Regions from separate parts of the Homo sapiens genome. Here region 1 is linked to region 2. Evidence: chromatin loops called from intact Hi-C (ENCODE). Cell type or tissue: heart left ventricle. All regions are shown on one strand. Links, peaks and the distances in the headings refer to the core of each region. The heading gives the core; the rest is flanking DNA.

Evidence for each region. A loop is a pair of places that touch in the nucleus more often than their neighbours do. Peaks named below come from ENCODE experiments on the same cell type or tissue, not always from the same donor. Only the 100,000 strongest peaks of a DNase experiment are listed, where the experiment ranks them.
Region 1: a loop joins it to region 2, with 2.9 times the contacts of the local background. A loop is called at or near these places in 9 of 110 quality-filtered maps.

The regions. Positions count from the first base shown.
Region 1 is chr22:24,930,306-24,945,459 of GRCh38, reverse strand. It overlaps LHFPL7 (LHFPL tetraspan subfamily member 7), which reads left to right. Exons shown (of 4, transcript NM_001388199.1): 2 at 5,908-6,125; 3 at 7,173-7,311; 4 at 9,865-10,362. The coding sequence starts at 5,925. The coding sequence ends at 10,127. Among named protein-coding and RNA genes, the nearest start is that of LHFPL7, 8.8 kb to the left of the region's middle. RefSeq lists a silencer at 7,964-8,258. In heart left ventricle, for the core only: CTCF peaks have their summits at 6,307, 6,507 (motif pointing left) and 8,167 (motif pointing left); no DNase peak of the experiment used is centred there.
Region 2 is chr22:25,177,522-25,192,675 of GRCh38, reverse strand. It overlaps KIAA1671, which reads right to left. Exons shown (of 13, transcript NM_001145206.2): 9 at 15,154; 10 at 10,853-10,977; 11 at 7,557-7,699; 12 at 1,892-1,974; 13 at 1-270. The coding sequence ends at 1,896. It also overlaps the pseudogene STMN3P1. Among named protein-coding and RNA genes, the nearest start is that of CRYBB3, 15 kb to the left of the region's middle. RefSeq lists an enhancer at 4,876-5,045. In heart left ventricle, for the core only: no CTCF peak of the experiment used is centred there; no DNase peak of the experiment used is centred there.

The sequences.
Region 1 (15,154 bases), core at 2,804-10,803, 250 kb after region 2:
TTGCCCTTCAAAATCAATCCAGAATCTGACCACTCTTTGTCCTCCTCCCCTAACCCCACCTCCACGTCCATCCACATCCACCTTTGTCTCTTGTCTGACTGACGAGTCATCTTCTGAAGACTTCTCCCTCTGCTTCCCTTCTGCCTGTTCTCCACCCAGGAGCCAGAGTGGTCTTTTGAAAACCTAGGATGGTTCATGTCATACCCCTGCTAAAGACCAGCCATAGACTCCCTACCACACTCACAAGTGAAAAGCCAGGCTAGGCACGGTGGCTCATGCCTATAATCCCCAAACTTTGGGAGACTAAAGCAGGAGGATCTCTTGAAGCCAGGAGTTCAAGACCAGCCTAGGCGGCCAGGCGCGGTGGCTCACACCTGTAATCCCAGCACTTTGGGAGGCCAAGGCGGGCAGATCACAAGGTCAAGAGATCGACACCAGCCTAGCCAACGTGGTGAAATCCCGTCTCTACTAAAAATACAAAAATTAGCTGGGCGTGGTGGTGCGCATCTGTAGTCCCAGCTACTCAGGAGGCTGAGGCAGGAGAATTGCTTGAACCCGAGAGGCAGAGGTTGGGGTGAGCCGAGATCGCGCCATTGTACTCCAGCCTGGCGACACAGCAAGACTCGGTCTCAAAAACAAAAACAAAACAAAACAAAAAAAGACCAGTCTGGGCAACATAGAGAGACCTCACCTCATCTCTACCAAAATAAATAAATAAATAAATAAATAAATAAATAAATAGCCAGGCATGTTGGTGCATGCCTGTAGCCCCAGCTACTTGGGAGGCTGAGGTGGGAGGATTGCTTGAGCCCCAGGAGGTTGAGACTGCAGTGAGCTGTGATTGTGCCACTGCACTCCAGCCTGGGCAACAGAGCAAGACCTTATCTCTGCTACAAGGCGCACCGCTCTTTCCTACCCTCATTACTTCTAGTCACATGGGCCTCTTTGCATCTTCAAATGTGCCAAGGGCACACTCCCCTCAGGGCCTTTGCACCTGCTCCCCACTCTGCTTGGAATATTCCTCTGACACCTCTCCACGTGGCTCCCTCCATCACCTTCTTCAGGCTCAGCTCAAAGGTCACCTTCTCATGGGGCTTTCCATGACTATCCCCCAATTACCCAATCACTTGCTATCTCCCTCCAACGCTTCATTTTTCTCTAGGGCACTTATTGACATCTAACATATTACATATTGACTTGCTTATTTCCTCCCTGTCTCTCTCTCTCCCTCCAGAGTCTAAGTTCCATAAGGAGGGGCTTTTTCTATTTTCCTCACTGCTGAATCCTCCAGGACCTAGAACAGTTCCTGGAACATTGTAGACACCCAATAAATATTTGTTGAATGAGTGAGCACATGGACATATTGCTATATTTTGTTGGTCTGTCTTGCCTGCAAAACTCTAAGCTCTTTGAAGGTGGGGACTACGTTCTGTTCACCACTGTATCCTGGGGGTAGGGGGTTAAGAGATCACATTGAGCTGGGCACATTAAAGTTGAATGAATGATTGATCAACCCCTCCAATTTACAGAGAAAGACATAGAAGCCAGAAGAAGAAAGAGACTTGGCTTGACATATCAAGTCCCTAGCAGCTACCTCTAAACTCCCAGTCCCATTTCTCCTCCTGAGATTCTGCCTTTGTATGGCTTCTCTGGAATCATCCCTGTCCCCTGGGCAGGGCAGGCATGAGAGCTGACCATGCCCTAACCTTGGGCAGCTCTAGTAAGCCGTTGGGTTCGTTGGCCTTTAAATTAAATCCTTAATATCACTTTGGGCTTAGGGCCCAGAACCCGAGCCTGATTCCCAAAGTATGAGTCTCAGTTCTATGGCTTGCTTCCTGAGCCTCAGTTTTGTCATCTGTAAAATGGGAACAGTGATAATATTATCTATAATAGTATCTATCGCATCAGGTGGCCATAAGGCTTATAGGTAACAAGTGCTTACCTATGCAAGTGCTTAGACCGAAGCCTGGTGAGTGCCCAGAAATTGTTGACTGCTATTAAAAGTTAAGCACTGAGCCAGAGGAGAAAATATTCAGTCCCTTTCAAGCTCTCCTTAGGTGGATTCCAGCCAATTGCAGCCTGGCCGGATGTGGTTTCGGGTTATAATGCCTCATTTAGGTTTCTGGGCACCTGGACGGTTGACGTGATTTTCCCAGGTGACATTGAGCATTATCTGGAGAACAAAACTCCTTTCAAGGTGAGAAACGCCTGGACAGCCACTGGCGCAGCCAGAGAGAGGCACAATCATAGGCCTAGGTGGATTCAGCTCTCCCAGGCTTCCTGGCTGGAATTACACCCCTCACTATCTTGCCAACCCAAAGGAGAGGCTGATTTTGGTGTAGGGAAAACACCACCACCACCACCAAAAAAACCCCATAAAAATACTGTCCCCTCTCACTCAAGGGAGGATATTCCACTTGCTGGCGAGCAGCCACGAGGTTTTTCTCATCTCGGGGTAAAAAGCCCGTGCAACTTGACCCAGATATACCTGCCCAGGTTTATCTCTGCCCCTCCCCCAGCAACACACACACACACACACACACACACACACACACACACACACACACTTTATCCCCTTGAAGCTTCACAACAACCCTCACTCCCATTTTCCAGAGAGGTGAGGCCATCTCCCCAAACTCCTATAGATGGGAAGGGGAGGATCTGGGCTTCTCTGCCTTTTTCCATCATATCACCCTGCCCATTGACTGATCCCAACACTGTCTGCCCCTAGTCCAGACTAAGGGATTCATAATCTTCTTGTACAGATGGAGAAACTGAGGCCTAGAGCAATGGGCCTAGAGCCACTTGCCCCAGGTCCCGCACCAGGGATATGGTGGAGTGGTTGGTTGGCCTCTAACCCCAGAATTCCTGCCATGTTTAGTGGGTGGCTGGGCTTAGATGGCCAAAGTGAAACCCAAGGTTGTGCCGCAGGTGCCTGGCAAAGCTGGCTAAGTGCCCTTGGCCTGGTTGGCAGCTCAGCTGCTTTTGACCTTGAGTGCCCTTGGGCAGGCTCACCCTTCTGGGCTTCCTTTCTGGCCATCAATGGCAGGATTGGCTATTTGTTAGCAAATCACCTTCCAGTCTCAGCCATGCCGTGAAACCATGACTATTATTAAAGTAAGACTTGACTCTACATTGACTTACTTTTATATTAAAATACATTTGAGGCCGGGCGCGGTGGCTCACACCTGTAATCCCAGCACTTTGGGAGGCCGAGGCGGGTGGATCACAAGGTCAGGAGATCGAGACCATCCTGGCTAACGGGGTGAAACCCCGTCTCTACTAAAAATACAAAAAATTAGCCGGGCATGGTGGCGGGCGCCTATGTCCCAGCTACTCGGGAGGCTGAGGCAGGAGAACGGCATGAACCCGGGAAGCAGAGCTTGCAGTGAATGGAGATCGTGCCACTGCACTCCAGCCTGGGTGACAGAGTGAGACTCCATCTCAATAAATAAATAAATAAATAAATAAATAAATAAAATACATTTGAATTTCGGCCAGGTGCAGTGGCTCACGCGTGTAATCCCAGCACTTTAGGAGTCCGAGGCGTGCGGATCACGAGGTCAGGAGATGGAGACCATCCTGGCCAACATGGTGAAACCCCATCTCTACTGAAAATACAAAAATTAGCTGGGCGTGATGGCTTGTGCCTGTAATCCCAGCTACTCAGGCTGAGGCAGGAGAATCGCTTGAACCAGGGAGTCGGAGGTTACGTGAGCTGAGATCGCGCCACTGTACTCCAGCCTGGAGACAGAGCAAGACTCCGTCTCAAAACAAAACAAATGAACAAACAAACAAACAAAAAAATTTGAATTTCCATTGGAAAAGCAGTATCATGCCAAAAAAAAAAAAAAAAACAAATATACGCAAAATCAAACCACATTCACAGATTCTCACTAGAGTCTTGCTATGGACTGAATATTTGTGTCCACCCAAAATTTATATGTTGAAACCCTAACCCCCAAGGTGATGATATTAGGAGATGAGGCCCTTGGGATCTGCTTCAAGGGAACCCAAACCAAGACATCCATGGTGTTTCAGTCCAAAAGTAAGACGCAGAATGCAATACGTAATGCTAGCCTGGCCAACATGGTGAAACCCCATCTCTACTAAAAATACAAAAATTAGCCAGGTGTGGTGGCATGTGCCTGTAGTCCCAGCTACTCGGGAGGCTGAGGCAGGGGAACTGTTTGAATCTGGGAGGCAGAGGTTGCAATGAGCCGACATGGCACCACTGCATTCCAGCCTGGCCGACACACAGCAAGACTCTGTTTCAAAAAAAAAAAAAGATAATACCATCTGCAGCAATGAGAAATGCACGCATACAGCACCACACCAATTTTGCAAACCTAACTCCACACAAAATGACATACATTAAATAATTAAAATAAAAAAAAAACAAAGTGGCTGCTATAAACAGCATCTGTGTTCCTTGAGGCCAGCCTGGCCAATATAGGGAGACCTTGTTTCCACAGAAAAGAAAAAAGGTTTCTAATTAGCCACATGTGATGGAACGTCTCTGCAAAAAAATAAAAATAAATAAAAATTAGCTGCCCCAGTAGTCCCAGCTACTCAGCAGGTGGGAGGATCGCTTGAACCCAGGAGTTTGAGGTGGCAGTGAGCTATGATCATGCACTGCACTCCAACCTTTTTTCTCTGAAAGAAAGAAAGAGAGAGAGAGGGAAGGAAGGAAGGAGGGAGGGAGGGAGGGAAGGAAGGAAGGAAGCAAGGAAGGAAGGAAAGAAAGGGAAGGAGGGAAGGAGGGAGGGAGAGAGAAGGAAGGAGGGAAGGAAGGAAGGAAGGAAGGAAGGAAGGAAGGAAGGGCGGGCATATGTGTGTGAATTATTATTATTTTTTTTTTTTTGAGACGGAGTCTCGCTCTGTCGCCCAGGCTGGAGTGCAGTGGTGCGATCTCGGCTCACTGCAAGCTCCGCCTCCCGGGTTCACGCCATTCTCCTGCCTCAGCCTCCCAAGTAGCTGGGACTACAGGCGCCCGCTCCCACGCCCGGCTAATTTTTTTTTGTATTTTTAGTAGAGACGGAGTTTCACCGTGTTAGCCAGGATGTTCTCGATCTCCTGACCTCGTGATCCACCCGCCTCGGCCTCCCAAAGTGCTGGGATTACAGGCGTGAGCCACCGCGCCCGGCTATGTGTGTGAATTTTTAAAAGGTGCCCCGACTGGGTAGAAGCAGCCCTTTAGAACAGAGGAGGCTCCATGGAAGAATGGATAAATAGGCCGTGCGCGGTGGCTCACGCCTGTAATCCCAGCACTTTGGGAGGCCGAGGCAGGCGGATCACAAGGTCAGGAGATCGAGATCATCCTGGCTAACACGGTGGAACCCGTCTCTACTAAAAATACAAAAAATTAGCCGGGCGCGGTGGCGGGCGCCTGTAGTCCCAGCTACTCCGGAGGCTGAGGCAGGAGAATGGCGTGACCCCGGGAGGCGGAGCTTGCAGTGAGCCGAGATCGCACCACTGCACTCCAGCCTGGGCGACAGAGCAATAATCTGTCTCAAAAAAAAAAAAAAAAAAAAAGCGATAAATGAATGAACGAACGAACAAATGAACAAATGAAAGTATGCACGGAATATGAGAAGAGCCCTGCATGGACCAGTGAGGATGATGTGCCATGAAGAAGGTGGAGGGGCAAATGTTCAAAGGTCTTTCAGGGCTAACATTTATTCTAGGACTTGGGGGTTGTACTTCTAGAATTTGCTAGGGCAAAGTAACCCCCACTACCAGACCACAGTTATTAGTACCTCCCATTTGCATCTCCAGGCTCAAGGGGGGCTGATGATCTGGGGTCTGATCATAACACCAGATCCCTGGCTAGGGAGCACCTCGGCCAGCCCCTTTCTCTCCTTGTCCCTGCAGTCTCCATTAGTAATCTTCCCTGTTGACCCCTAGGTCAGCGATACTGCCTAATGTTGAGCAGTGTGTGGGTAGCTCTGGGGCTCTCTCTGACCTGCACCTCAGCCTTCAGCCTCATCTCCCCTGCCTGGTTCCAGACCCCGACCTTCTCCTTTGGCATCCTCACCTACTGCTCCTGGCCTCAGGGCAACAGTTGGAACCAGAGCTGCGTGACCTTCAGTTCCCTGGAGGATATTCCTGACTTTGCCTGGAAGGTGAGAGCTGGCTCACCAAGTCACTGGGTCTTCAGGGGCTCGTTTAAACTCATTAAGGCAGGAAAGCTGGCTGAGCGGAATTCGAGGAGGCTTTCCTCACTGCCTGAGTGTCCCAGTGGCTTCGAATTTGCCATTACTCTCCTTAGAACTGAGCATAGAAGTTCTTCAACCTGACAGCCCTTCAGAAACACCTGTGCAACTTTGCAAAGATGCCAAGTTCTGTGCTCCACCCGGAGCCCCTGTCTCTGTAGGCGTGGAGTGGGGTCCGGCTACTGATAATTTAACAAACATGCAGGATGATTCCAAAGGCAGCTGCCGGCCAATGTAGCACCTTCGTGCAAATTAGGAAAAGGTGCCCCTTCTTTAGGATGCTCTACTGCCATCTGCTGGAAAGTCACTGTAATCAGTTTGCAAATCTATGATGGCCCCCAACGTGTCTCTGAGAGTTGTGCAGTATACAACCTGCACGCTCTTACCTGGCCACCCTCTAAACACTGCTAGGTTTAAAAATGAAAGCTAAGGTGTTAAAGTCCCAGCTATGATGCACATTGCCAAAATCAACAATGGGGAGAATGGGAAAGGACTCCTAGTCCAGCACCTCTAAGGAAGAATATACAGCCTTCAAAATTGATTGTTATAAGGGTGATGTAACAGCAGCTACCAGGTGCCTCTCCTGATGATCCTGGCATGTAGCAAGTGCTTAATAAAGGTACTATATGCTGGTCAGTCAATGTGGATCTTCATTCTGGCTCTACCACTTAATTACCCATGTGTTCTGAGGCAAATGACTTCAGTTTCTTGGACTTTTATTGGAAAATTTATTTTCTTGGACAGTTTCTTTTTATGTAAAATGGAGATCATAATAGCACAAACCACATGCTGCGAGGACTCAGAAGCTGGTCAATGAGCAGGGGAGCATCCACCTGCCCCTGTCCCAGCCAACACCCTTCCTTCTGTCTCTTCCTTGCAGGTCTCAGCTGTGATGCTCCTCGGAGGCTGGCTCCTGTTGGCCTTCAATGCAATTTTCCTCCTGTCTCTTCCCTGCAGGTCTCAGCTGTGATGCTCCTCGGAGGCTGGCTCCTGTTGGCCTTCAATGCAATTTTCCTCCTGTCTTGGGCTGTGGCCCCCAAAGGGCTGTGCCCAAGGAGAAGCAGTGTTCCAATGCCAGGGGTGCAGGCAGTGGCAGGTAAATCCAATGCACAGGCACATAGTCAGTGCTCTAGACATATTTATGGAATGAATGAATGAATGAATGAATGAATGAGTCTGTGAGCAGAGCCTGGCCTCTCGGGTCAGACCTCAGAGATAAACCCTAGGATTGTTGACTATTCCTGGTCCTTTGGCAAGCCAGAAATCAGGGGGAGGGAGAGATGGCATCCTTAGTGTCACCCATTACTGCTCTTAGCTGACCCAGTCCTAATAATCTGTCCCCCTTTGTTTCTCGCTCATCCATCCACTTCATGTCATCCTTACCAGGGCCACCATACACAGTTGGGGATGTTGTGCACTGTGCAAGCATGCCCAGCTGAGAACTGAGAAGATGCTGAAATCTAGTCCATACTTCACTTGCTAAACTGTGAACCTGCAAGACTGCATCTCTTGAGAAGGGTCACTTTTCTGTAATTTATACATAGCTTTTGAATATACTAGCCAGGTCTTCATTGCAATCCTCATTCAATTAATGCTCCACCATCTCTTGCCTGGATTACAGCAATAAGCACCTCACAGGTCTCACTGCTGTCACTGCTCCCCCTTAGTGTCTATTTGGCCACATACTGGACAAACGAGTCCTGTTAACCTGACATCAGATCATGCCACTCAGACTGGCTTATCCACCCTCCAATCACTTCCCATCATACTCAGAGTAAAATCTGAACTTCTTACCGTAGCCTATGAGGCTCCACCTAACCCAGTCCCCAGTCCCTCACCAACCTCATCTCTTCCTTCCTCTGCCAGGCTCAGTGTGCTCTGGCTATTCTGATTTGCAATCTGTTGCTCATATACACCATGCTTGCTCCCTCTGCTGGACTCCTCTTTCCCCAGATTTTCACAGGTCTTGCTACTCACTTCATTACGGGCTCTGCTCAGATATCACTGCCTCCATGAGGTCTTCCATGACTTCTAGCTAAGGGATCTTCCCTCTCCTTAGATTCTCCATCTTCTTACTTTGCTTTATATTTTTCATAGCACATACTTACCTGAAATATCTAATCTGCCTACTTGATTATTGTCCCTCTTTCTCCAAAGAACATCAGCTCCATGAGGAGAAGGACATGTCTGTCTGCCTGGTTATCACCAGCCCCTAGCACAGTGCTTCATACATAATAGGTGCCCAATAAACATTTGCTGAGTCAATTGATGGAGACATGATCCTTGTCCTAGGCTTGCTTGCAGTGTCTAGTTTGTTGGGCGGCGGGGGGGGCGGGGGTTGGAGGGCATCAGTCAGTGGATATTTCACATGGTGGGGATGAGCAAAGGATGCTAGAAAAAACTCCAGGAAACACCTGACCCAGTGCATGGATGGGCCCAGTGTATGCATGGGTTAAGGCAAGCTTCTTGGAGGAGGTCCCACCTGAGCCAAGTCTGGAAGGATGAGTAGAAGTTAGCCAAGAGTACAAGGGCATTTCTGGTAATGGGAACCTGAAGAATAAAGGCATGGAAAAAAGGGAGCAAGGCATGTGCAGGGAACTGAAAGTAGACAAGGGTGGCTGGAGAGCAGCAAGGGAGGCCAGGGGATCTTCTGATTTCTTTTATGAGTGCCTTGGAAGCAAGAAGGTGTCCAGTCATTTCATTAGTATCATTAATGCCCACTGCAGCACCTCTAACAGTTTTGATGAATGAACACGTGACTGCATGGGTGAGCTAGTGAATGGATGAATGAGTGTGTTGATAAGTGGATGAATGAACTGTTGGATGAATAGATGGATACATTGGTAGATGGATGAATGGATAGATGGATGGATGGACTGGTGGATGGATGAATGGATGGATGCAAGGATAGGAAAAATTGATAGAATGGAATATAGTTGGATGGATGTAGGATGAGAGATGGGTGGATGGATGGATTGGTGGGAGGCAAGTGGCTAAGTAGGCAGATGGACAGATGAATGGATGAGTGAATAAATAGGTGGACAGAGGGATGGAGAGAATAAGTGGAGATGAACATGGCTGAGTGGATGGATGAGCAGATGGACAGAAGGGTGGAAGTGTAGTTGAGTGAGTGAGTAGGTGGATAAAAGGAGACATGAGCCAATAAATAAGTGAATGGATGGATGGGTGGGTTAGGGAATTGCAAAAATGAGTGGGTTGTTAAGTGGATGGATGAACAATGAATGAATGGGTGGATATTTTAGTGGATGGATGAGGAAAATGGGTATACTGGATGGATGAATGGAAGATGAGGGTGGATGATGGGTGAGCAGATGGATGGGTGGCAGGCAGGTGGTTAAGTAGGAAGATGGACAGAAGGATGGATGTGTGAATGGATATGTAGATAGGATAGAGAAAATAAGTGGGTAAGAGTATGTTTGAATGGATGGGTTAGTGAAGGGACAGATAGTTGGAAGCGTAGTTGAATGAGTGGGTAGACAAAAGGAGAGATGAGCCAATAAATAAGCAAATGAATGAATGAGTGGGTGGATAGATGGATGGGTGGATAAAGGGTGGATGAGTCGTGGGATGGAAAGTTAGTGAGGTACCCCTTGGCCAACACATTGTCTTTCCTTCCTGCTATCTCCAGCTACTGCCATGATTGTGGGTCTGCTGATTTTCCCAATCGGCCTTGCCTCCCCATTCATCAAGGAAGTGTGCGAAGCCTCCTCCATGTATTATGGTGGGAAGTGCCGGCTGGGTTGGGGTTACATGACTGCTATCCTCAATGCAGTCCTGGCCAGCCTCCTGCCCATCATCAGCTGGCCCCACACAACCAAGGTCCAAGGGAGGACCATCATCTTCTCCAGTGCCACCGAGAGAATCATCTTTGTGCCAGAAATGAACAAATAAAAATCTCCTGGGAGTAGCACAAAGGGCACACTCCAGAGTTTTATGAAATCATCATGTAGCCAACTTCAAATCCCATCTCTGCTCCTTCTTGCTGTGTGACTTCAGGCAAGCCACTTTACCTCTCTGGAACAGTTTTTTCTTCTGGAAAATGAAAGTTGAAATCATACCTACCTCATAAGGTTGTTCTGAGAATTCACTGGAGATGCTCTGTGTAAATAAAGCACTTTGCACCATGTCTGGCACATAGCGTTCAATAAATATTGGCTACTATTATTACAATCCTTACCTCAAGGACTGTGCTGAGAAGTCAACATCTTTAAGAAAACTGCCCAGGCTAATTCTGAGTTCATGGTTGTCACTCAAAAACTAAATTGTTTAATTGGCATGCGCATATTCTCTCTCCCTTCTCTTTTTATAATTCTTCCTTGTTTTAGATAATTTGAAAATTATTTATTTTCTCATCAAATATTTAGTGACTGCCTATTATGTATAAGATTTTGAGCCAATAGGCTGGGAGCGGTGGCTCACACTTGTAATCCCAGCACTTTGGGAGGCTGAGACGGGTGGATCATAAGGTCGGGAGTTCGAGACCACTCTGGCCAATATGGTGAAACCCCATCTCTACTAAAAATACAAAAATTAGCTGGGCGTGGTGGTGCATGCCTGTAGTCCCAGCTACTCAGGAGGCTGAGGCAGGAGAATTGCTTGAACACGGGAGGCGGAGGTTGCAGTGAGCTGAGATCACACCGCTGCACTCCCACCTGGGAGACACAGGGAGACTCTGTCTCAAAAAAGACAAAAAAAAAAAAAAAGAGCCAATTTTGGGGTGGGGAGAAGGAGTTAAGGACCTTTCTCACCCCTTATGAAAATAATCCCGTTGATGTGGAAACTACACTGTTACCTGGGACCCTTTAGAATCCATTTCCAACCTCTCTCTTCAGGCTCTTGTCACCCACCCAACCCCTGTGCCTCTCCTTCTAGCCACAGTAAACTTCTAAGCCCACAGCAGTCCTATTCCTGTGGCACGCCAGGACTCACCAAATGCAGGCCTCCATGACAACTGTTTCAGCACTGACCGAGTGCTTAAGTTTAATGTTAAAAGCCAGTGACCTTATACAAAGGCTGGAATGTAACAAAAGCCCACCAAGAGTTTTGCCTAGGCCTTTCCTGGGCCTCAAAGCATGACAAAATAACGAAGGAATTCTTAACACTACCCATTTTAGGATTAAACAAGTTTTACTGGGGTTCTGAAGAAACTCCCCAGGCCTCCACAAACAACTTTATTAGAGGTCTGAAGGAACCCCCCAAATCCCCGTGATTTAGCAGGAGACAAGATAAGGGTAATCATCTCATTACTTGGACCCATTTAGATTAGTAAATTTACTGAGGCTCCAGAGGAAGGTCTTCAAGACTCAGACCTTAGTTATAGATTAAAAGAAGTTAATTAATTAATTAATTAATTTTGAGATGGAGTTTTGCTCTTGTTGCCCAGGCTGGAGTCCAATGGCGTGATCTCAGCTGACTGCAACCTCCGCCTCCCGGGTTCAAGCGATTCTCCTGCCTCAACCTCCCGATTAGCTGAGATTACAGGCATGTGCCACCACACCCAGCTAATTTTTTTGTATTTTTAGTAGGGGTGGGGTTTCACCGTGTTGGCCAGGCTGGTCTCGAGCCCCTGACCTCAGGCGATCCACTCATCACAGGCTCCCAAAGTGCTGGGATTACAGGCATGAGCCACCGCGCCCGGTCCACTTACATCTTCAGATGAGTGCACACTTACATGTAGACATATAACTTAGAATATATAAGCTCTGGAAAACTTTGTAATTTTGAATTGGTCTGGCAATAATTTCCAGACCTTCTCCCTCTAACTGGTTACGGAAATAGGAAACTTTCTTTCTCCCCAGTTCATCTGCATCTCACTATTGGGTCATGAGAAATAGCAGCCTGACCCTCAGTTTGGTCCCGGAACATTCCCACCTCTACAGCTTGGCACATGCTGCTTGCTCGGCCAGGAGTCAATCTGTTGATTTCTCCTGTGTTGATACATTGCTCTTCTTCGGGAGCAGTACCCTAATCTTCCTATAAAAAATGACCCACAGTTGGCCAGGCGCCGTGGCTCACGCCTGTAATCCCAGCACTTTGGGAGGCCGAGGTGGGTGGGTCATGAGGTCAAGAGATCAAGACCAACCTGACCGACATGGTGAAACTCCATCTCTACTAAAAATACAAAAATTAGCTGGGGGAGGTGGTGCACACCTGTAGTCCCAGCTACTTGGGAGGCTGAGGCAGGAGAATTGCTTGAACCTTGGAGGCAGAGGTTGCAGTGAGCCGAGATTGTGCCACTGTACTCCATCCAGCCTGGTGACACAGTGAGACTCCGTCTCAAAAAAAAAAAAAAAAAAAAATGACCCACAGCCACTCTGTGGCCACCTTGGGCTTTAAGATGGATAAATGAGCCCTTCTGGCGAATCACACCTGGTCAGAATGATTGATTCAGAGTTGGGCATGGGCTCTGTGGAAGCCAGCATGGAGGAGAATAGAAGCACGAGATGGAGAGAGGTGGAGCTCTAAGAACTTCATCTGAACATCTGGACCCAGCCATACTTGACTCCTATCTGCAGAAGACATGGTCATAGGCAGCTCTAGGCTGGCATCTCCTAGCATAGCTGCCCCAGAGGAAAGAGTGAACTTCTCTTTCCTCTCTTGGTATATATAAATCCCAGGGAAGGGGTCTGATCGGCCTGCAATGAGTCATGTGCTCACCCCTGGGCAGGGAGGGCCATGTCAGGAGTCTCACTAGAAGGCCACCGTTATAGTTCCCCAAAGTTGAGGGGGTGCTGGTACCAGAAGGAGGGAAGGATGCTGAGCAGGCAGAAACTCAATGGCCAGTTCTCTCTTTAAGGGAGTCTTTCTTATCCCAATTTCACAGAAGTGAAAATCAAGGCTCAGAGAGGTAAAATTACTTGCCCAAGGCCACACAGCCGATCAGTGACAGAGCTGGGATTTGAACCCAGGTCTGTCAGACTCTGTGATAGATTCAAAATAACACCTGGATTTGTTTCCTCTGTCCCCATCCATCCAGCTCCTCATAATCAAACTCTTTTGGCTTCAAACACCCACCCAAGAATATACATGAACACCCCCCAGGAGTGATTCCACTGTTCTGAAGACACATAGTTCACAGAGAACACAGATTGTTATTTATCTTTCAGTATGAACAATAAGAACAACTTGACAGCTTTTTAAAACAGAACAATAGAAAAAAAGTAATAGCAAATCTAGGAAGATACCCCAAGGGGTTCAAATGGACTGAAGACCAGTGGTTCATTTCAAGTGTTATCAGAAGCACTTCAGTGCAAACCTGTCTCATATGGGTAGATGCCTTAAGCCTCGGGCAGATCCCAGTACAAGGAGGGGCAAGTGGAAGCCAGCAAGTAGAAGCTCAAACTCAGTCTGCACAGCACCTACTGGTGCTTGAAACATGCTGCCTCTTCTCTGTAATAACCTCACTATGGCCCCTGAGTTTCTTAATTTTCTCTTTGAACTGTTTCAGCAAAGCCAAAGGGAATGATTCTCCAGCCGGTAAAGCAGAATCAGTTACAGAGAGACTCTGTCTTTATTTGGCAATAGAGGGAGTGCTGCAATTTTCTCTTCATCAAAACAAGAGGCATCCATTGTTTGCAAGGAGTCCTGCACCTACAAAGCCTGGAAATTACTGTGCCCACAAATTTGAAAAAAGAAAGCCAGGAAGACATTGGAGCGTCCCTGTACCACATCCTTATGTAATGGAAAGTCTCCACAATCCCGTTGGTCATTTGAATTCTGCTGGAGTTGACTTAGAAATGGACTGGCAAGCTGGCACTTCAAAAAGTGTCAAATTGTGCTCCTCTAGAGTTTATACCTGTCCTGGGCTCAAGCTCTCAATATGCACAGTGGCTTGGAAGCCAAAAAGATGGGGAGCTGGGAGCCCTTTCCTGACAGCAGAATCAGATGCAGACTGCAGTGTCAGTGTAGATGATGCTCCTGCCAAGAACTGATGGCCTTATCATACCGAATTTCAGAGTTTCTCTAAGACATAGCCCAGGAGGGTCCAAGGCTCACCCTTTCTGGAGTTCTCCTCCTACAGCTGCATTCTCTTAAGTATCAAAGTCTCACCTGAGAACCTAAGAAAGGTAGACGATGGGAACTCAGGACAAATGGGTTCCCACCCCCATCCTCAGTGATGCTGAGGGGCAGAGAGTTCCAGTGAATGAGGGTGGAGGGGCCAAGACTGAGTCCAGAACCAAAGGAGGCATTATTATCTCCATTTTGCAGAAGTGGAAACTGAGGCTAAGAGGTGTGAAAGGTAACTACCCCAAATCACTAAGGAAAACTCCAGCTGGAAACTGCTTAGGGCAAACATGCCACTCATTCCATTCAAAGTTAGCCCTCTGCTCACTGAGCTAGATGCATATCTGATCGCCACCTTTGGAAAGGCTAATCAGAAACTGAAAAGAATGCAACCGTTTGTGTCTCACTCATCTGTGACCTGTAAGCTCCTTCCCCACTTCAAGTCTTCCTGTCTTTGCTTCAAGTTGTTTTGCCTTTCCAGACCGAACCAATGTATTTCTTACATATATTGATTGATGTCTCATTTCTCCCTAAGATGTATAAAACCAAGCTGTGCCCTGACCACCTTGGGCACATGTCGTCAGGACTTCCTGAGTCTGTGTCACAGGCATGTCCTCAACCTTGGCAAAATAAACTTTCTAAATTAACTGAGACCTGCCTCAGATTTTCTGGGTTCACAGAGGTAAAGGAATTTGCCCAAGGCCACACAGCCATAGTACCAGATCTGGGATCCTACATTATTGTTCCCCGAATATGTGGACAGAGCTATATGACATGATTTTAGTTGGTATGGTGAGAAAGTCATTCTTTTTTTTTTTTTTTTTTTGAGACAGAGTCTCGCTCTGTCGCCAGGCTGGAGTGCAGTGGCATGATCTCAGTTCACTGCAACCTCTGCCCAAGCAATTCTCTTGCTT
Region 2 (15,154 bases), core at 3,371-11,370:
CACCCACATGGACGTTTCTGGGCAGCCTGGCTCCTTTCCCAGCCTGAAGTGCTGTCTGGGGAGATGAGCGAGTGCTCCTGGAGGTTGGGTCTTCCCGTCTGGATCCAGGGAGAGCCTGGCGAGGACAGGGGCACTGGATAGCGTTCTCAATCCAATGGGAAGGGCCCAGGCACGTAAGCGTTGTGCAGGAAGAAACGGCAGCAGCTCGGCCTCGTCTGCGGGTTCTGATGGTTAAGGCTTCTGTTACGTAGATGTGGCAGTGTTCCCTGCCTGGAGAGGAAGGGACAGTACTGGTGTCAGCAGTGGGAACATTTGGCTCCATTGCTCTCTACCCTCAGTCCTTAAAATCTCACCTGATATTCTCCAATGAAGTCACCCCTAGAAGCCTAAGGTCACAAAAGAGATTTTTTGTGTTGGGTGGAAAGGGGAGGTGAGGAGGGTGGCAGGCATGGAATACAGTGAAACCAACATGAAATTTAGGGTCAGGTCAGGGTTCCAGTCTCAATTCTGAGCCTCAGTTTCCTCAAAGGGGTTGCTGGAGGCTTAAATGAGATATTACATGTACTGCACCAAACACAAAATAAACACAGGTCCCGATCCCTTATCCAAATCCCTTGAGCATAGTTTTATTTGGGAATTTATAATTTTTAGTATTTATTATACATACACACATGCATCATACATAATCATGTAATATATACACATATGTATATATATACATATGTAACACCACCATAATCAAGCAGATAATATTCCTGCAGTGTATTATGAACATTCATATAAAGTGGGGAAAATAGAGTCAAAGTAGAATTATATTCACTCAGGTCAGGTTTTACCACTGACTTAGGAAAAAGCTTTGTTTTGCAGGGCTTTCTGGAATTTGGCTTTGTGGATAAGGGATGGTGAGTCTCTTGTGCTCATCACATCAACGCTGACTTTGATGGTGCACGTACCATGAGCTCCTATACTGAGGAGAAACAGGCAGCACTCAGTCAAGCACCACAGGTGCATTCTCAGTGAGCCCTGAGGACAACTCGGTGGTGTGGACACTGCTAACCCATTTTACAGATGAGGAAACTTAAGTTCATGATGTTCAGTCATTTGCAACTTACACCAGGGCCTATCTAATCGTAATTTTTAATGTATATTTTTTCAAATTCATTTTTAACTACATAGGTTGTATATGAAACACTCCCCCTATAAAAACTGTAACCATTTCTGGCCGGGCACAGTGGCTCACGCCTATAATCCCAGCACTTTGGGAGCCAGAGGTGAATGGATCACCTGAGGTCAGGAGTTCGAGACCAGCCTGTCCAACATGGTGAAACTCCATCTCTACAAAAAATATAAAAATCAGCTGGGCATGGTGGCAGGCACCTGTAATTCCAGCTACTTAGGAGGCTGAGGCAGGAGAATCGTTTGAACCCGGGAGGCAGAGGCCGCAATGAGCCAAGATCCGAGATTGCATCATTGCACTCCAGCCTTGGTGACAAGGGCGAAACTCTGTCTCAAAAAAAAAAAAAAAAAAAAGTAACCATTTCTAATTAAGCTAACCTCTGATGTCCCCGCCCTTTTGTTTTATCAGAGGGGACTGTGATGCAGCTAGAAGGGTCAGCCAAGTGCATGAGACCAGAGCCCCAGTCACCTGCCTCCTGGCCTGGTACCTTTCACCCACTCCAGGCAGCCCAGCTTTGTTTTCTCCCTAAATGGAAACAGACATAACCATCCTCTTTACAGGAACTCAGAACACCCCCCACCCCTCATTCTTCCCCTTACACAGCCTCTTTCCTTGGGTACAACAGCCCCAGTCTCTGAAGCGTGGCCCCCCTGAGTTCCCCATTCCTGTGACTGCAGGGCTCTTCCCAGGTTCCCCAACAGAGCCCCTTCATACCTGGTCAAACTTGGTTCTCATAAAGACTTTGCCTCTTCTTGGATTTCAATTCCTTTAGCCACTGGGGAGAGGGTTCATCCGACCTGAAACCACAAAGCCAGTAAGAGACTAGTTGAAACCAGACTGTGGGCTCCTTGCGGGCAGGACTGAGTGGTATCCGACTGTCTATCCCTGGGCCCAGGCGGGGTTGGGGCAAGCACTCAGAGGTGGTAAAGATGCCCATATTAACGGGACTGATAAGCAAGAAGTAGAAATTAACCACAGTGTCCAACAATGGGGAATATTAAATAAATCAGGGGTCCCCAACCCCCTGGGCCACAGACCGATACTGGTCCATGGCCTGTTAGGAACAAGGCCACACAGCAGGTGGTGAGTGGTGGGCGAGTGAGCGAAGCTTCATCTGTATTCACAGCTGCTCCATCACTCACATTCCACCTGATCTCTGCGTCCTGTCAGAGCAGCGGCAGCATTAGATTCTCATAGGAGTGTGAACCCTATTGTGAACTGTGCATGCAAGGGATCTAGGTTGCGAGCTTCTCATGAGAATCTAATGCCTGATGATCTGTCACTGTCTCCCGTCACCCCCAGATGGAACCATCTAGTTGCAGAAAAACAAGCTCAGGGTTCTCACTGAGTCTACTGTGAGTTGTAGAATTATTTCATTCTAATTACAATGTAATAATAATAGAAATAAAGTACACAATGAATGTAATGTGTTTGAATCATCACAAAACCACCCCCCTATACCCCTGGTCTGTGGAAAAATTGTCTTTCACAAAACTGGTCCATGGTGCCAAAAAGGTTGGGGACCGCTGAAATAAATCACGATATATCTGTTCTATGAGATAAACTGCAGTTATAAAAATTTATCTTGGTTGGACACAGTGGCTCATGCCTGTAACTCCAACACTTAGGGAGGCAGAGGCAGGAGGATAGCTTGAGCCCAGGAGTTTGAGACCAGCCTACGCAACACAGTGAGACCCCATTCTCCACAAAAAGCAAACAAACAAACAAAAAATTCGTCCTATATAAAATTATTTCCATCCATCCATTTGTCATGCAAATAGCTATTCATCCTTCCATCTCTCTATCCAGGTAAGTGTCTGTGATGGTTAGTTTTATGCATCAACTTAAACCTAATGTGTACCCAGATATTTGGTCAGACACTATTCTAGATGTTTATGCAAAGATATTTTTTCTTAGATGAGGTTAACATTTAAATCAGTAGGCGCTGAGTAGCACAGACTACCCTCCGTGATATAAAAGGGCCTCATCTACTCAGTTGAAGGCCTGAATAGAAAAAGACTGGCCTCGCCAGGCACGGTGGCTCACGCCCGTAATCCCTGCACTTTGGGAGGCCGAGCTGGGCGGATCACGAGGTCAGGAGATCAAGACCATCCCGGCTAACACGGTGAAACCCTGTCTCTATTAAAAATAAAAAAAAATTAGCCGGGTGTGGTGGTGGGTGCCTGTAGTCCCAGCTACTCAGGAGGCTGAGGCAGGAGAATGGTGTGGAGGCAGGAGAATGGTGTGAACCCAGGAGGCGGAGGTTGCAGTGAGTGGAGATGGCTCTGCTGCACTCCAGCCTGGGCGACAGAGCAAGAATCCGTCTCAAAACAAAAAAACAAAAAAACAAAACAAAAAAAAAAAAAAAAAAAGAAAAAGACTGGCCTCCCAGGAAGAAGAGGGAAGCCTTTTGGACTTCGACACTTCCTCACATCCCCAGCCTGCTGGTCTACTCTGCAGATTTGGGACTTGCCTGCCTCCACAATCACATGAGCCAATTCCTTAAAATCAATCTCTATACATACATACGTGTGTCTACATGTGCATACATATCTATATACGTACATGTATATACAGCTGACCCTTGAACAACACAGTTTGAACTGTGTGGGTCCACTTGGATTTTCTTCTGCCTCTGCCGCCCCTGAGGCAGCAAGACCAATCCCTCCTCTTCCACCTCCCCCTCAGCCTACTCAATGGGAAAACAATAAGGATGAAGGATGAAGACCTTTATGATGATCCACTTCCACTTAATGAACAGGAAATATATTTTCTCTTCCTTATGATTTTCTTAATAACATCTTTCCTCTAGCTTACTTTATTGTAAGAATATATAAAATATAACATACAAAATATACGTATGTGGTTATGAGTGAGGCTTCTGGTCAACACTAGGCTATTAGTAGTTAAATTTTAGAAAGTCAAAAGCTACATGCAGATTTTTGACTAAGTAGGAAGTCAGTACCCCTAATCTCTGCCTTGTTCAGGGATCAACTGTATTATTTACACACACACACACACACACACACACACACACACACACACACACACCCGATTGGCTCTGTTTCTCTGGAGAACTCTGAACAATACAATGCCCATAAGACATACAGCATACAGAGCTGCCTTTTGTTTATCAAAGGTCAACAATAATTGTTTTGGGGAGGTGAGATTTGTTTAAACTGTTTGTTTGTTTGTTTTGAGACGGAGTCTCTCTCTGTCGCCCAGGCTGCAGTGCAGTGGCGCCATCTCGGCTTACTGCAAGCTCTGCCTCCTGGGTTCACGCCATTCTCCTGCCTCAGCCTCCCGAGTAGCTGGGACTACAGGCGCCCGCCACCACATCCGGCTAATTTTTTTGTATTTTTAGTAGAGATGGGGTTTCACTGCGTTAGCCAGGATGGTCTTGATCTCCTGATCTTGTGATCCGCCCACCTCAGCCTCCCAAAGTGCTGGGAGTACAGGTGTGAGCCACCATGCCCAGCCTGTTCAAACGTTTTTAAATGGAAGAACACATACAGAAAGGTACTCAAATCAAAATGTGCACAGCTCAATGAATTTTCTCAAAGTGAATACATCTGAGTAGCCACCATCTACATGGTACTACTTTTGACTTTTATTTTTTAACCTTCTTCTTAGCAGTTTTCTGTGTTCTCAGAATTTCTTATAATGAGAACACAACATTTTAATAAAAAACAATAAAGTCAGGCCAGGCACGGTAGCTCATGCCTGTAATCCTAGCACTTTGGGAGGCAGAGGATCATCCAGGAATTCGAGACCGGCCTGGGCAACATGGCGAAATCTTGTCTCTACAAAAAAATACAAAAATTTGCCAGTCATGGTGGCACACAACTATGGTTCCAGCCACTCATGGAGGCTGAGGTGGGAGGATTCACCTGAGACTGGGGAGGTCGAGGCTATAATCATGCCATTGCATTCCAGCCTGGGTGACAGAGTGAGACCCTGTCTCAAAAACAACAAAAAACAATAAAGTCACCATTGTTTAAAACTTTATTCAAGAAAAAAAAAATCACGTTTATGAAGATTGTTAAATGGGCACGGGAAAACATTCATATGGAACATGGAGCAGGGGAATCAAACTACGCAAACGTCGTGATCTCAGCTACATTACAAAGAAAAAGAAAATGGAAGGAGAGATGCCCAGATATCAACAGTCATGGTCTTTGCACAGTAGGATCGTGGATGATTTTCTTTTCCCCTTTGTATTCTTTTTGTATTTTCTACAGTCACTGCTTTTATAATCAAACACACATGCACACAGGACGTGACTGATTCTGTTCTCAGAGAAAGCTCCTGAGACCCGTGGCCCTGGAGGGGTCGGAAAAGATGCTGGCCTGTTGGTGGTACAGTGGGGGTCTGCACCTGAGGGGGTGAGAGATTAGGTGACTCTGGAGTCTAGGGGCAGGCCTTCAACTGCTATGCCTGCCAGCCTAGGAATGAGGAAGAAGAGGGCCCCCTGGGCAGATGGGGGTCTAGGGTACTCCAGACTTCAGCCAAGCTTTGCCTAATAGTGGTGACACAAGCCCAGGCCTCCAGAGGTGCCTCTGAGGCCCTAGTCTGGGGGTTTCTCCAGCCACAGAGAAATGCTGGAGCCCTCCACTGACTCTGGAGCCAGAATTCTGGCATTACCAGAGCAGGGAGGCACTGTCTCAACTATGGCCCTGTCTTTCTCTAATGTCTCACCTTCTGGTTCCCACAGCCCACTCTGCGCTATGTATTTTACACTGCCTGAGGCTCCCAGGTACATCTGGCCTCCAGGCCTTTGCATGTGCAGTGGCTTTAGCCTGGGATCCCCTCTCACTGCCCGTGGTCCAGCTAAGACCCAATTGTCCACCATGATTCAGTTCAAGTATCTCCTTCTCTTGGAAGCTTCTTTTTTTTAATTAGAGAGGCAGGGACTTACTGCATTGCCCAGACTGGAGTGCGGTGGCACGATCATGGCCTCCATCTCCTGGGCTCAAGGGATCCTCCCACTTCCACCTCTGGAGTAGCTGGGACCACAGGCATGTACCACCACAGCCAGCTAATTTTTTTTCTTTATTTCTTTTTTTATTTTTCGTGACAAGGTCTCATTCTTTAGTCCAGGCTGGAGTGCAATGGTGCAATCATAGCTCACTGCACTCCAACCCCTGGCCTCAAGTGATCCTCTCACCTCTGCCTTCCAAAGTCCTGGGACTATAGACGTGAGCCACTGCACCCAGCTGGAAGTCTTTTCTGCCGCCCATCCTCAAGTGTGCATTATGAGCCCTTCACCTGCCTCCCTCCATCACAGGGGTCAGAGAAAGGGCCAGAGAGTAAAATATTCCTGATTCTGTGGGCTGTGGGACATCTGTGCTACTTCTTAACTCTGCAGTGGTAGCACTAAAGCAGTTATGGACAATACATAAATGAATGCATGTGGCTGTGTTCCAATAAAGCTTACTTACAAAAACTGATGTGGGCTGGATTTAGCCTGTGGGCCATAGCTTACCCACTCTTGCTCTGATCCAACCAGCACTTACTATCATTACAACTCTAGCATCAGGAACAATCCCTAACTTTCATGGATTAACAGTGCTCATGATAAGATTTCCACTCTGCTTCACTGAGTACTTCTACATCCCAGGGCTCAGGCACAGGGCTTTAGACACACTCTTGTTTCATCCTCATGACCACCTCGGAAGGTTAGGAGGTTAGAAAACCCACTTTACAGTTGAGGAAACTGAGGTTCAGGAGGTCAAGTACCTTTTCCCACATCATGCAGCTCTTAAGCAGCAATGGTGGAATTAAACCCTGGCTGTGTGACCTTAGATCCCCTGTTCTTAACCTCCACCTCCAGCTGCTGAAACACCCCTCTGAGAGCCTGAGAGCCTCTTGGGGGGCAGAAGCTGCTTTGTGCTCGTCTCTACACAGAACAGCCCAGGATCGGGATAGCTGTTCCACGAAGGGAGTGAAACCGATCTCATTCAACCTGGCCGTGCCCTTTGATCCACCTTCCCAGGTCCTCCAGATCTCTGATAATAAAGATACTTCCCCAAAGGGGAAGAGGAGGGAGAATGCCTCAGTTTCCCCATCGGTCTGGAGAGGGCTAAACTAGATCAGTAGTTCTCCAGCAATGGTGCCCTGGCGTTCCATGTAGCAGGTGGCAGTGGGCGGGGAAGAGGAGAGGCCAGCTGGCCTGATTCCTGGCCTCCTTCCCCGGCCTCTGTTGTACTTTTTAGGTATCTGAGTATTGAGAATTCTCATGAACAAAGCTTCTGCTGCTAGAGAAAATTAAAAAGTTGTAACTCTCTTCTATTCAGCTCTAAAACCTATGCGAGCACCTCTCTAGAAGTATAGCCTGAGTTTGGAAGGAGAGGGACCCCCATTCCCCAAGACCCCTCACCTCTCATCCTTGTCCATGCTGGAAGGCAGCACGCGACTGCCCAGCACCCCAGGCTGGAAGGGGGACTTGGGGCTCTTGGGTTGGGGTGCCCAGCTGGGGGTCTCGCCAGGACTGTCCACCTCTGGCCTCTTGTGCAGCTGAGCCTGGGGAGAAAAGAGAGCTGAGTCTATAAGCTGCCCTTTGTCTGGGGAAGGGCCCCCTCCCATGCAAATGTCAGGTACAATGAGCCTTCTGCAAACACTCGGGGCCCCCTGAATCGGAATAAACCCAGACAGGAAACATGGGGGCTGAGAAAAGTCAGATGTCAGTCTGGCATTCCAAGCAGCCACCCTCGACCCCCAAGATCGAATCACCACCCAAACCCCACATAATCACATTCTCTTTTGCTGAAAAGCCACCATTTGTAGTGTGCTCAGCACACGGCATGCCACCCTGAGAACTCTACATGGAGAGAGCAGCTCCCTCCATCCAACAGCTGCAGCTTAGCTCCGTTCAGTTCCTTACTCCTGGAGCCATGTAAATAAAATGAAGTTTTCGACAGTCTATTAGAGTCCCATAAGAAAACCGGAGGGCAAATATCCACCCATTTTTGGAGGGCATGTTGGGAATGGAATACAATGGTGTGCATAAAGTTCCCTTGCGGGACCTGAGGTGTGAGTGGTGGCAAGTGGCTTCTCTCTCCCAGGCCGTGTTGGGTCAGCCCCCAGCAACAGCAGTCATTACCATTGTCCACTGATAGCTTCTGTGCACTGATCACCCATCACTTTTGCTCTACCAGGCTCAAGAAATATGACAAATGTGAGTTCGTTCCATGTGTGTATGATTCTTTTAGGGCAGATCCTGGCTTTCCCCATTTTACAGGGCGAGAGAGCCCAAAGCTCAAAGGTCTAGCCCGAAGTCACACAGCTTTTATGAACTGGGATTCACACCGGGTCTGCCCGCAGCCCAACTCCAGGGTTCTTTCCAGGACAAGCCCTGCAACCTCCCCTGGTTGTTAATAATCGCCTAGCACTGCTGTGGTAGAGATTGAAGTTTAAGCTAACACTGATGAATGAATGGCCAGAGCCCCGTTTTCACAGAGCACAGTGGACTGGAGCTGTGTTCTGGAATCCCAAGATCTGCCTCAGCAGTTACTCGGTGCATCCACATGGGAGCCCCAGGGCCTCCATCTCACCTACACCCAGGGCCTGTGGCTGTCTGCCTCCTGCGTTAGGCTACCTTATAAGATCATTTGCTTTGTGGCAAGAAAGAAAATGAGGGAAGGAAGGAAGGAAGGATGGGAGGGAGGGAGGGAGGAAGGCCAGATGCGGTGGCTCACGCCTGTAATCCCAGCACTTTGGGAGGCCGAGGCAGGCGGATCAGGAGGTCAGGAGATTGAGACCATCCTTACTAACATGGTGAAACCCCGTTTCTACTAAAAATACAAAAAATTAGCCAGGCATGGTGGCCGGCGCCTGTAGTCCCAGCTACTCGGGAGGCTGAGGCAGGAGAATCGCTTGAACCCGGGAGGCGGAGCTTGCAGTGGATCACACCACTGCACTCTAGCCTGGGTGACAGAGAGACTGTCTCAAAAAACAAAAAAAGAAGAAGGAAGGAAGGAAGGAGAGAACAAGGAAGGAAGGAAGGAAGGAGAAAGAGAAAGGAAGGAAGGAAGAGAGGGAGGGAGGGAGGGAGGGAGGGAGGGAGGGAGGGAAAGAAAGTCAGAAAACCTCTAACCTAGTTCTAGTGACTGAAAGATGTTCACACTGTAAGGGCCTGTAAAATCAATTACAGACACAAGCACGCATCCACTACTGACTGATTTTCTATTCGTGGAAGAAATGACAGAAAAGCAAAACTTCCGTCTACTAAAGGAGCAACAGAGTCACGGCGCTCCCACATGGGGATTGTGTGGCCTGCATGGCATACACAGAGTTGAGAAATTCCACCAACAATTCAGGCTTGTCTGCCTTCATTTCTTCTTCAATAAAAGGGGAACGAAGAGCTACCTTTTGCAAGGTTGCTGGAGCATAAAGTGAGTTTGCAAGCACATGATGTCTGAAACAGGGGGGCAAAAGGGCCTCTTTCCTCACCCAAATTAAGTGCCATTTGGTTCCAGGACTATGAGAGACACTTGTGAGAGCTGGACGTGGGGAGGAGGGAGGCAGCTCAGCCTTTCCCTCAGCATTGCATAATACAGTTGGCATTCTGGTGCAATTTGGGAGACTGGGACTTGGTTCCAGCACTGGCTTCCTGTGTCATCTGGTACTGAAATGATCATTTTCTGTGCCTGCCTTCCACAGCAGACCGGATTCCTCAAGGGCTTCAGGAGCCTGGGTTTGTTCACTCCTGCTTCCCTGATGTTCAGCACTGGTGAGCGTCACCAGTTGGATTCTCAGCCCACTTTACAGATAAGCAAACCAAGGCTTAGCTATGACACCAGAGCAGCAGGTTTGGGGGCGGAGGAGAGTCAGAAAGTGGAGATTAAGCAACACAGGGCCACTGGTGAAAGCCAAGTAAGTTGGTAGTATTGTTAATGGTAGAAGCCAATTTCCTAATTTTGCCAATGTGCTATGGTCATGTGAAATACTATCATGTGGGTGAAGCTGAGTGAAGGGTATGGAGAAACTCCCTGAGTTATTTTTGCAACTCCGTTTGAAACTTAAACTATTTCAAAAATGGAAGGAATGAAGGAAGGAGAAGGAAGGAAAAAAAGAAGGATAAAAAAGGATGGACAAAAAAGGAAGGAAGGAAGAAAAGAGAAAGGGAGGGAGGAAAGAAAGAAGAGAAAGGGAGGGAGGAAAGAAAGAAGAGAAAAGGAAGGAGAAAGGGAGGGAGGAAAGAGAAAGAGGTAGGAAGGGAGGGAGGAAGAAGGGACAAAAGGAAGGAGGAAGACAGGGAGGGAGGAAGAAAGGAAGGAAGGACGGAAGGAAGGAATATGTTTGTTTTTTGTTTTTTTTTTGAGATGGAGTCCCGCTCTGTCGCCCAGGCTGGAGTGCCGTGGCGCAATCTCGGCTTACTGCAAGCTCCGCCTCCCAGGTTCAAGCCATTCTCCTGCCTCAGCCTCCCAGGTAGCTGGGACTACAGGCGCCCGCCACCACGCCCGGCTAATTTTTTTCTATTTTTTAGTAGAGACGGGGTTTCACCATGTTATCCAGGATGGTCTCGATCTCCTGATCTCGTGATCCGCCCAACTCGGCCTCCCAAAGTGCTGGGATTACAGGCGTGAGCCACTGCACCCAGCCGGAATCTATTCTTTACACTGCTAAGGTTGAGGATCATGCCCACCAGGTGACTCTTGGTGAGAGGTCTGGTACCTTTAGCACTGCCGGATCCATGCCTGGAAACGCAGGCATCCTCTGAGGATGGCTGACAGGGGTCCTCTCAGCTTTGGATGCCGTCTCCTCCTCATCCGACTCCTCCTTCCTGGGTGATTTCTCCTCTGTTGCAAAGAAAAGGGCACTGAATTCATCAGCAGCTGCCATGTATTGAGGTCCTACATGCCAGATAATTTGCACACAGTATCTCATGCAATGCTCACATCAGACCTGCACAGAAGACGCTATGGCCCATTTTACAGATGAGGACCACCAAGGTGCCTGCTTTCATGCTCTCTCTTCTCACAACTCTGCTTCTTGCCAGAAGATACTGACAACAGGCAGAGTAGGTTTTCTTTTGCGGGAGGACAGAGGCAAACCCATCTCCTGGGCCCTTGGCTCATTCCAAGTCAGGGAATAGAAGGAAATCTTTGGCAGAGGCAGGAAAGTAGATAGGAATGCTTTCAGCCAACAATGCACCGAGGTTATGCTCTCAGAGGAGAATGTGGAGAGCTTCATGTGTCTTGTGGAAAGGCGGCCCAAAGGTGGACCAGGAAGCCATTTTCCTTGACCCCAACTCCCCTATCCAGGACTTAACCCCAGACCCGTGCTTGAGGCTGAGCTGATCACTCAAGCTTTTGGGTGATGGGCTGCCTATCCCACTCTTCCAGGAGTGATATGGGAGGAGTTTCTACTTCTCTGAGACCAGGATGCTGGCATGGGCACAGTGAGGATTGGAGGAGGGGGCGGGGATGAAAGAGGCAAGACCTGGTGCTCTGGAGCCCTTGGGCTACCCGAGGAACTGAGGTACGCTAAGAAAACACAGACCCAGCCTTCCCCATCCAGCCCCTGGCCGGCTCCTCCAGGCTGATGGGAGCCAGAGGTGCTGCTGCCACGTTCCAGCTGGGGGTATTTGTGTGCTTTTGTCCCTATTATGGTCTTCATTTGCTCCAGGTGGCTTAATAGAACTTGGCTCAGAAAACCAAGAAAGTGCAGAGAGGTCTCACCTGAGGCACTTAAACATTTCCTTTAATAACAGAAATGGGATAGGAGTGGGAGAGAGAACTCTCCAAGCATTTCTTTAAGGTATCTGGTCAGAAGCAATGCCCCTCACTCAGCTCAGAGCCTGGTCTGACATCCTAATGTTTGCTATGGGCAAATCCCAAATGAACAAAGGCACCTACAAGATGTTTTTGAGGACTAAAAAGGCTGTGTCTACATAGAGTGGGCAGGTCAGCTGCTCTAGTTTCCATTGCAAGAAGAAATTTTTTCTTCTTTTTTTTTTTTGAGACAGAGTCTAGCTTTGTTGCTAGGCTGGAGTGCAGTGGCACGATCTCGGCTCCCTGCAACCTCCGCCTCCTGGGTTCAATCGATTCTCCTGCCTCAGCCTCCTAAGTAGCTGGGATTACAGGCACGTGCCATCATGCCCAGCTATTTTTGTATTTTTAGTAGAGACGGGGTTTCACCATGTTGGCCAGAATGGTCTCAATCTTCTGACCTCGTGATCCACCCACCTCGGCCTCCCAAAGTGTTGGGATTACAGGCGTGAGCCACCACGCCCTGCCTGTTTCTTCTTAAAAGTCTTTCATGGCTCTCCATCTACAGACGAAATCTAACTCCTTAGCAAAGCATCAGGGATCTCCATGATCTGGCCCCTGCCTACCTTTCCAGCATATCCTGCTATTCCCAGCTTGAGCAACACGTAACTGTTTAGGGATGCTCCTGCCACACACACAGTTCCTCGGGTAGCCCAAGGGCTCCAGAGCACCAGGTCTTGCCTCTTTCAGAATGTTCTTTCCACATCTCTGTCCCTTTGATCTTGTTGATACTTCTGCCTGGAATAACTTTCCCTAACTCATTATTATCCATTCTTCAAGATTCAGCTCAGGTTTTGATACGGTAAGCAGCCAAAATAGTCCTTAGAGGAAAATGTATAGCCTTAAATGATGCATTAGAAAACAGAAAAGATTGATAATATATGGACTGATCTTTCAACTCAGGAATACAGAAAAAAGACCAGCGAGCAAACCTAAAGAGAATACAGGGGTGGATTTAATCAAAATAAAAGCAGAAATAGTAAAACCTTATTAAGCTATGTCTCTGTCTCTTGTAACTCAAAGAGCCTCAATTAATATACTAACCTTCAAAACACTGTTTTACCTAGTTTCTGATAAGTTCTGCATAACAAGAAATCAGTTTCCACTTTTGGGAGTGCCACCCTGGAGGCCAACGCATTGGGCAGGGGAAGCGGCTCCGTTCCCTTCCCAACGCAGGAGGCGCAGGTGCTGAAGCAGCTGGTGGAGCCGCGCGAGCACGAGCGGGAGGTGCTGCACAAGGCGCTGGAGGAGAATAACAACTTCAGCCGCCAGGCGGAGGAGAAGCTCAACTACAAATGGAGCTCAGCAAGGAGATCCGCGAGGCGCACCTGGCCGCACTGCGCGAGCGGCTGCGCGAGGAGCTGCACGCGGCCGAGGTGCGCAGGAACAAGGAGCAGCGAGAGGAGATGTCGGGCTAAGGGCCCGGGACGGGCGGCGCCCATCCTGCGAGAGAACACGTTCGGGTTTTGGTTTTGTTTCGTTCACCTCTGTCTAGATGCAACTTTTGTTCCTCCTCCCCCACCCCCGCCCCCAGCTTCATGCTTCTCTTCCGCACTCAGCCGCCCTGCCCTGTCCTCGTGGTGAGTCGCTGACCACGGCTTCCCCTGCAGGAGCCGCCGGGCGTGAGACGCGGTCCCTCGGTGCAGACACCAGGCCGGGCGCGGCTGGGTCCCCCGGGGGCCCTGTGAGAGAGGTGGCGGTGACCGTGGTAAACCCAGGGCGGTGGCGTGGGATCGCGGGTCCTTACGCTGGGCTGTCTGGTCAGCACGTGCAGGTCAGGGCAGGTCCTCTGAGCCGGCGCCCCTGGCCAGCAGGCGAGGCTACAGTACCTGCTGTCTTTCCAGGAGGAAGGGGCTCCCCATGAGGGAGGGGCAACGGGGGAGGCGGGTGATGGTGTCTGGGAGCCTGCGTGTGCAGCCGGAGCTTGTTGAACTGGCAGGGGGTGGGTGGGGGCTGCAGCTTTCCTTAATGTGGTTGCACAGGGGTCCTCTGAGACCACCCGGCCTGAGGTGGACACCCTGGGCCTTCCTGGAAGCCTGCAGTTGGGGACCTGCCCTGAGTCTGCTGGGGAGTGGGCATTCTCTGCCAGGGACCCATGAGCAGGCTGCATGGTCTAGAGGTTGTGGGCAGCATGGACAGTCCCCCACTCAGAAGTGCAAGAGTTCCAAAGAGCCTCTGGCCCAGGCGCCTCCGTGGGACAGCCCCGCCGCCCCTCCCCACCAGGGCTTTGCAGATGTCCTTGAAAGACCCACCCTAGAGCCCTTTGGAGTGCTGGCCCCTCCTGTGTCCTCTGCCCTGGTGGAAGTGGCAGCCACAAGTCCTCCTCAGGGAGCCCCAAGGGGGATTTTGTGGGACCGCTGCCCACAGATCCAGGTGTTGGAAGGGCAGTGGGTAAGGTTCCCAAGCCAGCCCCCACACCCTTCCCACTTGGCACCCAGAGGGGGCTGTGGGTCGAGGCCTGACTCTAGGCCTCTCCTGCCCACACCCTCTGGGCTGAGTTCCTTCTTTCCCTTGAATGCCCAGTGCTGGCCTTGGAGGATGGTCAGCTGGAGGACGGCGGTGGGGGAGGCTGTCTTTGTACCACTGCAGCATCCCCCACTTCTCCACAGAAGCCCCATCCCAAAGCTGCTGCCCGACCCCTTGCTGTAAAATGTGAAGGGGGTGGCTGAGTTCTCTTAGGACCCAGAGCCAGGGCCCTCAGCTTCCATCCTGCGGGAGGCCTTGGCCGGGCACTGCCAGCGTCTTCCAGAGCCACACCAGGGACCACGGGAGGATCCTGACCCCTGCAGGGCTCAGGGGTCAGCACGGACCCACTGCCCCATCTCCCTCTCCCCACCAAGACAGCCCCAGAAGGAGCAGCCAGCTGGGATGGGAACCCAAGGCTGCCCACATGTGGCTTTTGTGGGACTCAGAAAGGGAAGCAGAACCGAGGGCTGGGATATTACTCATGGTGGCAGCTCTCATAGTGCAAGCCTACTGTAATATGCACCCATCTCATCCATGTAGTAAAGTGAACTTAAAAATTAAATGAACAATTAAATAAACACCTGTGTGTTTAAGACATGAAAAAAAAAATCAGTTTCCTATGTAATTGTGTTCTAATGATCTACAGCCTTCCAAGTCAGGAATTTTTTCATAGGGCTTAGTCTAAATCCTTCCTGCTGTTCAATGTGCTATCTGAGGAGGAGAGAAGTCATGGCATACC